2 separate regions of the Homo sapiens genome follow, and region 2 is linked to region 1. Evidence: read pairs that join two places in POLR2A ChIA-PET (ENCODE). Cell type or tissue: CD4-positive, alpha-beta T cell. All regions are shown on one strand.

Region 1 (5,000 bases):
AAAATTATATCAAGTGCTTTCTCAGACCACAGTGAAATAAAATTAGAAACTCCGAAAGGAACCCTCAAAACCATGCAAATACATGGAAATTAAATAATCTGCTCCTGAATGATCATTGAGTCAACAATCAAATGAAGATAGAAATTAAACCTTTTTTGCACTGAATGATAATAGTAACACAACCTATGAAATCGTCTGGGATTACAGCAAAAGTGGTGCTAAGAGGAAAGTTCATAGCATTAAACACCTACATCAAAAAGTCTGAAAGAGCACAAATAGGCAATCTAAGGTCACCTTAAGGAACTATAGAAACAAGAACAAACTAAACCCAAACACAGTGGAAGAAAAGAAATAACAAAAATCAGAGCACAACTACATGAAATTGAAACAAAAAAAATACAAAAGATAAATGAAACAAAAAGCTGGTTCTTTGAAAAGATAAACAAAATTGATAGACCGTTAATGACATTAACCAAGAAGAGAGAAGATCCAAATAAGTTCAATTAGAAAAGAAATGGAAGATATTACAGCCTATACCACAGAAATACAAAAGATCATTCAAGGCTGCTATGAACACCTTTATGTGCACAAACCAGAAAACCTAGAGGAGATGGATAAATTCCTGCAATATACAACCCTACTAGATTAAACCAGGAGGAAATAAAAACTCTGAACAGGCCAGGAGCACTGGCTCACGCCTGTAATCCCTGCACTTTGAGAGGCCAAGGCAGGCAGATCACCTGAGGTCAGGAGTTCAAGACCAGCCTGGTCAACATGGCGAAACCCTGTCTCTACTAAAAATATAAAAATTAGCCAGGCATGGTGGCAGATCCATGTAATCCTAGCTACTTGGGAAGCGGAGGCAGGAGAATCACTTGAACCTGGGAGGTGGAGGTTGCAGTGAGCCAAGATGGCACCACTGCACTCCAGCCCTGGGGACAGAGCGAGACTTTCTAAAATAAAAAAATTAATAAAAATTGAACAGACCCCCAATAACAAGCAGAAAAATTGAAATGGTAACTTTAAAATGGCCAACAACAACAAAAAGTCCAGGAGCAGATAGTTTCACAGCTGAATTCTATCAGACATTCAAAGAATTGGTACCAATACTATTGACACTATTCCAAAACATAGAGAAAGAGGGAATGCTCCCTAAATCATTCTATGAGGCCAGTATTACCCTAACACCAAAACCAGGAAAGGACATAATAAAAAAAGAAAACTACAGACCAATATTCCTGATAAACATAGATGCAAAATTCCTCAACAAAATACTAGCTAACCGAATCCAACAACATATCAACAAGATAATCCATCATGATCAAGTGGGTTTCATACCAGGGATGCAGGGATAGTTTAACATACACAAGTCAATAAATGTGATGCACCACATAAACAGAATTAAAAATAAAAATCACACGATCATCTCAATAGACACAGAAAAAGCATTTGACAAAATCCAGCGTCACTTTATGATTAAAACCCTCAGCAAAATCGACATAGAAGGGACATACCTTAACGTAATAAAAGCCATCGATGACAAACTTACAGCCAACATTATACTGAATGGGGGAAAGTTAAAAGCATTTCCCCCTAAGACCTGGAACAAGACAAGGATGCCCACTTTCACCACTTGTATTCAACATAGTACTGGAAGTCCTAGCCAGAGCAATCAGACAAGAGAAATAAAGGGCATCCAAATTGGTAAAGGAGAAATCAAATTGTCACTCTTTGCCAATAATATGATCATATACCTAGAAAACCCTAAAGACTCATCCAACAAGCACCTAGATCTGATAAATGAATTCGGTAAAGTTTCAGGATACAAAGCCAATGTACACAAATTAATAGCACTGCTATACACCAACAGCGACCAAGCTGAGAATCAGAACAAGAACTCAACCCCTTTTACAATCGCTGCAAAAAATAATAATAATAATAAAATTCTTAGGCATACACCTAACACCTAACCAAGGAGGCGAAAGACCTCTACAAGGAAAACTACAAAATGCTGCTGAAAGAAATCACAGGTGGCACAAACAAATGGAAACACATCACATGCTCATGGATGAGTAGAATCAATATTGTGAAAATGACCATACTGCCAAAAACATTGTGAAAATGACCATACTGCCAAATTCAATGCAATTCCCATCAAATTACCATCATCATTCTTCACAGAACTAGAAAAAGCAACCCTACAATTCATATGGGACCAAAAAAAAAAAAAAAAGTTCACATAGCCAAAACAAGACTAAGCAAAAAAAAAAAAAAAATCTGGAGGCATCACATTTTCCAACTTCAAGCTATACTATAAGCATATAGTCACCAAAACAGCATGGTACTCTGGTATAAAAATAGGCACATAGACCAACAGAACAGAATAGAGAACTCAGAAATAAAGTCAAATACAGCCAGCTGATCTTTGACAAAGCAAACAAAAACATAAAGTGGGGAAAGGACATCCTATTCAACAAATGGTGCTGGGATAATTGGCAAGCCACAGGTGGAAGAATGAAATTGGATCCTCATCTCTCACCTTATACAAAAATCAACTCAAGATGGATCAAGGACTTAAATCTAAGACCTGGAACCATAAATATTTTAGAAGATAACATTGGAAAAACCCTTCTAGACTTTGGCTTAAGCAAAGACTTCATGACGAAGAACCCTAAAACAAATGCAACAAAGGTAAATAGATGGTACTTAATTAAACTAAAAAGAAAGAAATAATCAGCAGAGTAAGCAGACAACCCACAGAGTGGGAGAAAATCTTTACAATCTATACTTCCAACAAAGGACTAATATCTGGAATCTACAAGAAACTCAAATCAGCAAGAAAAACAAAACAAATAATCCCATCAAAAAGTGGGCTAAAGACATGAAGAAAAAATTCTCAAAAGAAGATATACAAATGGCCAACAAACACAAAAAAATGCTCAACATCACTAATGATCAGGGAACTGCAAATCAGAACCACAATGCGCCAACACCTTACTCCTGCGAGAATAGCCATAATTAAAAAATAGGTAATGTTGCTGTGGATGTGGTGGAAAGGGAAGCCTTTCACATTGCTGTTGGGGATATAAACTAGTACAACCACTATGGAAAACAGCGTGGAGATTTCTTTTTAATTTTATTATTATTATACTTTAAGTTTTTTAAGTTTTAGGGTACATGTGCACAACGTGCAGGTTTGTTACATATGTATATATGTGCCATGTTGGGAGATTTCTTAAAGAACCAAAAGTAGATCTACCATTTGATCCAGCAATCCCACTACTGTGTATTTTCCCAAAGGAAAAGAAGTCATTTTATTTAAAAAAAAAAAAAAAAGACACTTGCACATGCATGTTTATAGCCATACAATTTGCAATTGCAAAAATATGGAACCAGTCCAAATGTCCATTCAGCAACGAGTGGATAAAGAAAATGTATATATATATATATATATATATATATATATATATATGCACACACACACACCATGGAATACTACTCAGCCATAAAAAGGAATAAAATAATGCATTCACAGCAACCTAGATGGAGTTGGAGACCATTATTCTAAGTGAAGTAACTCAGGAATGGAAAACCAAACATTGTATGTTCTCACTTATAAATTGGAGCTAAGCTATGAGGATGGAGGATGAGAATGATACAGTGCACTTTGGGAACTCAGGGGAAAGGGTGGGAGTGAGGGTGAGGGGTAAAATACTACACATTGGGTAGTCTACTACACTGCTCAGGTGTAGCAGCAACAGTGCACACTGCTTGGGTGATGGATGCACCAAAATCTCAGAAATCACCTCGAAAGCACTTATCCATGTAACCAAACACCACCTGTTCCACAAAAAACTATTGAAAATTTAAAACTACCATTATGGTAACCGAAGCCATTTGTTTCTCTTATTTTTTAGTCATTGGATTTTGAATTCTGGCATGCTGGAAAAATTTTTAAAATCAAATACCAGATGGTGTGTAATAAAAATTGTAGAGATTATTTGAAACTCCAGATAATGTTATCATTCTCCAGAGAGAATTTACTTTTGTTTCTGGTGGGCAGCTGAGGTAGAGGAAGTTCATCTTAATTCCTTATCTGGGATCAAGCTGATTTATAGCTGGGTTCAGTCTTTACAAAGGCTAGTGTATATCTTGTTTGGTCTTACTCTCTAGACTCTCGCTCTTAAATGCCCCAGTTGAAAGTCCAGGGTGTTTATCAGGGCCCTTTCTGGACCTGGTCTTATTTTTGTCCCTTACACCCCATGAGGCCACCTACAGCTCAGCGTCTTAGCCTCTAGGCTGTCACTCACGATCAGCCAATGTCTGGAGGAGAAGTCATGCTGGATATTGCATCACCGTGGTGCTTGTCTTCTGCCCAGACCTGTGCACAACCGGCCTCAAGGTCTTACCACCTCAGTAGCTCTCCAGTCCTTTTGAATATATATTTATATAAATATAAAATATATATTTTTAAATCTAGTGTTTATTTTGGTAGGAGAGACATCAAATCTGATACTAACTCCTTCCGCTTAGACAGAAGAACAGGGAAGGAGGAGATGTAGGCAACAGAGGAGACTGAAGCTACTGTGCCTTAAAACCCTGTTTTGGCCTGTCCATATGGAACAGTCACAGAGCTGTCTCACTGTCCCAGTCACCTGGGGCCTTCCCTGTTCTCCACGAGAGTCAGCATGCGGGGCTGCTAACAGGATGCCCAGCAGGATGACACGAGAGCCTGATAAGTGAGGGTGCACCCAGCTTACACCTTCTCACGGTGCAGATCTCAGCCTAAAGGCCCCTCTTGGGAGCTGCCATCCTGGACCCCTCTCTCCAAAGCAGCTCTGTCCTTGCGCCTTCCCTCACACATTGTCTCTACCATGCTCTGAAATTCTCTTATTTACTGTGTACTTGTTTATTGTCACCCTCCCCCACCTCAGCCTCATATCAGCACCTGCCCCCCTACCACCACCACCACCACCACCAGCCTCTTGGGACTCGAGTGT
Region 2 (5,000 bases), 260 kb after region 1:
AAATCTAAAAGCCACCTTTGCTTGTCTGTCAGCTGGGGAATAATTGAATAAATTGTGGGTCACCCACACAACAGAATATTTTGCACCTGTTAAAAAAAGTTTTCTACATATGCAGTTATCTGGATTAATGTCCAGCACATAATTGTTAAATGAGAAAAACAAGATACAGAATACTGTAGGATCCCACTTTTTTGGTAAAAATCAACTAAGAAGCCCTATTTTTTGTATGTGTCTGAATATGAGGACAACTAATATTAGTTGCTGGAAAGAAAGGTAGAATGAGATGAATATGGAGAGATTACTTTTCATATATGTGTGTGTATAAATGCATAGACCTATGTGATTATCATATGTTTTATGCATTGTTATGAGTGCAAGCTACTTCACTAATTTCTGCAGAGGAATTTAATAAGGAGTTGTTATTTTTTTTTCTTTGAAAGAGAGTCTTGCTGTCACCCAGGCTAGAGTGCAGTGGTGCAATCTAGGCTCACTGCAACCTCCGCCTCCCGGGTTCAAGAGATTCTCATGCCTCAGCCTCCTGAGTAGCTGGGATTACAGGCACACACCACCACATCCGGCTTATTTTCTGTATTTTTCATAGAGACAGAGTTTCACCATATTGGCCAGGCTGGTCTCGAACTCCTGATCTCAGGTGATCCACCAGCCTCAGCCTCCCAAAGTGCTAGGATCACAGGTGTGAGCAACCGCGCCTGGCCAAGGACTGTTTTTAAATGAAAAGGAAAGAACTCATTCCTGAACCCATCTCTCACAGCGAGGTTTTAAAGCATGGTGTGGACTCCTTCACTCGTAAATAGGTTCAGCAATTCTATCTTGAGAATCTGCTATGTGGTGGGCACAGCTCTGAGCACAGTTAACCCAACAGGTGAAAAGATGCATCCCTACCCCAAAGCACTCACCTTCTGGTGGAAACACAGAGAACAGAGGAACACATCCATGTATAAGGCATTGGGAGGTCATGTTTACAAGAAAAACAGAGCAGGGTGAGGTACAGCCAGGAGTGGTGGCCTGTCTTCTGGACAGGGTGGTCAGAGAAGATCTTGGGCACAGACCTGAACAGACTGAGGGATGGAGGAGCCTGGGGAAGGAAAATCCAGGGAAGGGTGACCCTCCAGAGGGCCTCTGAGGGTGAATGTGCAGAGGCAGAACGTGCCTGAAACGCTGAGCAACCAGGAGGTCCGTGCAGGAGCTTGTGTTATTTTGGTGCAGGAGCTGGTGTTATTTCGGTGCAGGAGCTGGTGTTATTTCAGCATAGGAAGGACTTTGAATGTCATTCTAGGGGATTTGTCTTAGAAAAACAGGTTTCATCATTCCTGGACTTGTTCAAGACTGCGGTCAGCCCAGGCTATATCCTGGAGGGTCTGAGCAGAGGTTCAGCAGAGGTCCTGGTGGGCTCCAGGCAGGAACTGAAGGTGCTGAGCAAGACCTTGGTCATTCGTGCGAATGAAAGCCACAGTGGGGTACCCCAGAGGTTTGAGCAAACATGGTTTAAACCTCTGCAGAAATTAACGAAGTCACGTACACTCATAACAATGCATAAAACATATGATAATTACATAGACTTATGCACTTATCCACACACATATATGAAAAGTAATCTTTCCGTATTCGTCTCATTCCACCTTTCTTCCCAGTTGGATGTGGTAGAACAGACACTGCTGGTGGGAGAATCCTTGTGGAGCGAGCCCTTTGGCAACAGTTGGTGATTCCTAGTCAAGCTGAACATGCGCACACACTGGGATCTACCACTGCACTCCTAGGTGTGTCCCCTCCAGGAACTGTAGCATTCCAGTGCCAGGAGACCCACACAGCCTGCGCACAGCAAGATCATTCAAGATAGCAAAACCAGGAACAGCCCAAATGTCTACAGAGAGTAGAATGTGTGAGAAAACTGGGCTACCTTCCTCCGGGGCAGTACGATGCAAGCAGTGGCAATGAATAAGTGGCTGCTGCAGGCACGGGCTTGGGTGAATCCCAGATCCTCACGTGAATATAGGAAGCAAGTCACAGAGCACAGAGAGTATGATTCCATTTGCACAAAGTCCAAAACCAGACAAAATAGCTAGACTTTGTTTAGAAATCCATAAATAGGTCATAAAAGTATACAGAGAAACAAGGGAGTAATTGACACAAAATTTTTTAAAAAGTGTTGTAGACTGTAATTTTTTAAGTGAAAATGGTTGATATTTCATTGTATGACTCATTTAAACAGAAGCCAAAATGGATGAATGTCTTTTACTTTGTCGTTGTTAAGTAGGTGATGAAGGTGAAATTGTCAGTGGATGACATTAATCCTTCTCTCTCCACCGTTTTCCATAGGATTGTAGGTTTAAAGCAAAAGAGTGTTCCGTGGGATTTTCCATGGGATTGTAAGTTTAAAGCAAGAAAGTCAATACTGATGATGCCTTGAAATAAGTTATACAATTATACCCATTTCAGAGATGAGCAGAATGGGGCTCAAAGAGGTGACAGCACTTACTCAAGGTTACCCGGGATTCAGATCCACATTGGTAGGACTCCAAAGCCAGAAAGAACTTGACATATTTGAGGAACTGAAAAGAGGGCAGGGGTGGCGGGAGCACAGTGTGTGAGGGATAGCAGAAGGATTTGTAGGTCATGGAGGGAAGCTTGCAACGTTATTAATGGTGCCCTAGGGAGTCACCAAAGGGTTTTTAAGCAGAGGAGAGACAGGGCCAGATCTGCATTGTATAAAAACTTCTCTAGCTGCTGTGTCACAAAGATACTGGAAAGGGGCAAGGTGAAGGAGGAGACCAGCAGAGCAGCCACGGCCGGGACAGTGCAGAGGAGGGAAGATGACACAGCTGTGAGACATTTTGGGGTGAGTCACAGAATTTGGCAATGGACTGAATTTGAGACTTGAGGTAAAAGAAGAGGTCAAGAATGACGCCAGATTTTTGACTTCAACAGCTGAGTAGAAAGAGGCGACATTTGAAATAACTGAAGGAACGGCAGTCTGTGGGGACACAGGCCTGGGTGCTCAGAGTGGCACACTTTAATGCAAATGGCCTTCTGCTTTCTGCTCCAGTCCCCGCACTTAAGGAAGGAACAGCCACTGAGCTGTATGAACAGCCACCCCTGCCCTCCAACAGAGGCCCTGTTCTTGACATGCTCGTGCACCTCACTTTTCTCCTGGGGTGAGTTCTTTCCTCTGCTCTTCTGCTGACTGACACCTAGTCGGCCAGTCCAGGCCTGTCTGAAGCCTTGGGTGAGACCCCTGGTGCATCTCATGTTGTTGATTCCTCTGGCCTTTTGCTAAGTCCTCTACTCCTCTGCCTTTTATAAGGTCGAAGGGAACTCTAAAAAATCTATACTGGCCCATCAGCTGCAAAAATTAACTGTTTGGATCTCTTAGAATTTGGGTGGTACATGAAGAGCAATAGAAAACACTCCCCTTTCCTGGAGCATTACCTGAATTATTTAATAAGTTGCTTTCACTGGAGTCAATATAGTACCTAAGTCAAAGGCCTTTGAAGTCAGACAGGTGTGAGTTGGAATCCAGCCTCTGCAACATCAATAGCTGTGCGATCCTGGGCAAGGGACTTAGAGTGAGTAACACAGGGTCTGGCAGATAGGAGGACCTCAATCAACAGAAGGTGGTAGTGATCTGGGAAAATTGTAAAAGAAGAGACTTTTGGCTGGAAGAGCCAAGATCTTGCCGCCATTATATAGGTGGAGGAACGGAGGCCTGGAAACATTACAGGGTTTGCTCAAGGACCCACATTAGAGGTGGAACTCTACCAGGAGTTAACGCCACAAATGACTCCCAGCCCTGTTCTCTCTCCAGACCCCCTGGGGAAAAGCCGCAGACATGAGTGAAGGCAGCAGGACCTGTGTGACGTGGGTTTTCAGTTGATTGCAAGGTTGCTGGGGAGCAGAGGGACCCACTGCAGTCCCACAGGCTGGATGGTTTTGTTTTATTACACAGGGTAAAATCTGAACTAGCTGCTACTATTTACATATCAGGAGGTTTCCTGAAAAAATCAAAATTTCTGAATTTTTTTGAAAAATCAGAAAACATGGCCACCCAGCCCTGTATTCCTACAGGGTGGCAGTAGTGGGAGCTGACCTGCTGCTGTGCCCTTGTGGATCTGTGCTCTCCAGTTTGCCACAGTCCCTATCCCTCTCTATTGTCTCCTGGACACTATAGCCTGGTGTCACCTGCAGCTGGCTATCATGCTTGAGCTATTGTGTTTTGAATATGTGGTCCACTTTCCTCATTTGTGTGACCTGCTCTGTCCACAAAGACATGCACTTGCGATTCTGGCCTTAGAGTGTCTCCTTAAAAAAATGTTTTAGAACATAAAGATATATACATTCTCCAATCCATTGCTGCCCTATTAGCTATTGTTGTGGAACCCTGAGTCATTTCTCTCAAAATTCTCCTGGCAAATATGTTCCCTCTGAAATCTTCCTCCCCACATCCATTTGGAAATAGAAACTCCTGCCCACGGCTGTAGTGGTCCCTTTCTCTGCATCCTCCACTATTCCTCTTCTTTTGGATCTTGCCAAGGGTTATGGTCTGCAGTTTTCCATGCCTTTTCCTTTCCCCACCCTACCCCCCTCGCCTGCTCGCAGGGCCACTCCTTCTCTCCACATCGTGGAAACCTGGCCCTATGCTCTGCCTCGCTGCAGCTCTGCATGGCTGGCCCTCCTTTCTGCATCCGGTGGGCAAGAGGAACCAAAAACAGACATTTACAGGGAGCGGGGGATGGGGACAGGTCAGGTTTCTTGAGTTTCTTGGAGCAGGAATGTCAGTCACCAACCCTGTACCCTTACGATTCGCTCTGGACAGTGGCATACTAAATCTGTACTTGCCTCCCTTTCACTTTCAGAGATGAATAAACAAGCATGTCCTGCCTAAGATGTTTGGGGCCTCTCCTCTTTGACTTTCTATTCTACTGCCTCTGTTTAGACCTGTGCCAACTTGCAAACTTGCCATGGCCTCCCATCCAGCCTCCCTG

Evidence for each region. Peaks named below come from ENCODE experiments on the same cell type or tissue, not always from the same donor. Only the 100,000 strongest peaks of a DNase experiment are listed, where the experiment ranks them.
Region 2: POLR2A ChIA-PET joins it to region 1 with 5 read pairs; 4 of 35 experiments call an interaction of 5 or more read pairs at or near these places.

Annotation. Positions count from the first base shown.
Region 1 is chr5:173,974,186-173,979,185 of GRCh38, reverse strand. No RefSeq gene overlaps it. Among named protein-coding and RNA genes, the nearest start is that of C5orf47, 12 kb to the left of the region's middle. In CD4-positive, alpha-beta T cell, no CTCF peak of the experiment used is centred here; no DNase peak of the experiment used is centred here.
Region 2 is chr5:173,712,683-173,717,682 of GRCh38, reverse strand. All of the region lies in intron 1 of LINC01484 (long intergenic non-protein coding RNA 1484), which reads left to right. LOC107984118 (a long non-coding RNA gene) reads left to right here and starts at 2,720. Exons shown (of 2, transcript XR_007059059.1): 1 at 2,720-2,857. In CD4-positive, alpha-beta T cell, no CTCF peak of the experiment used is centred here; a DNase peak (open chromatin) is centred at 2,862.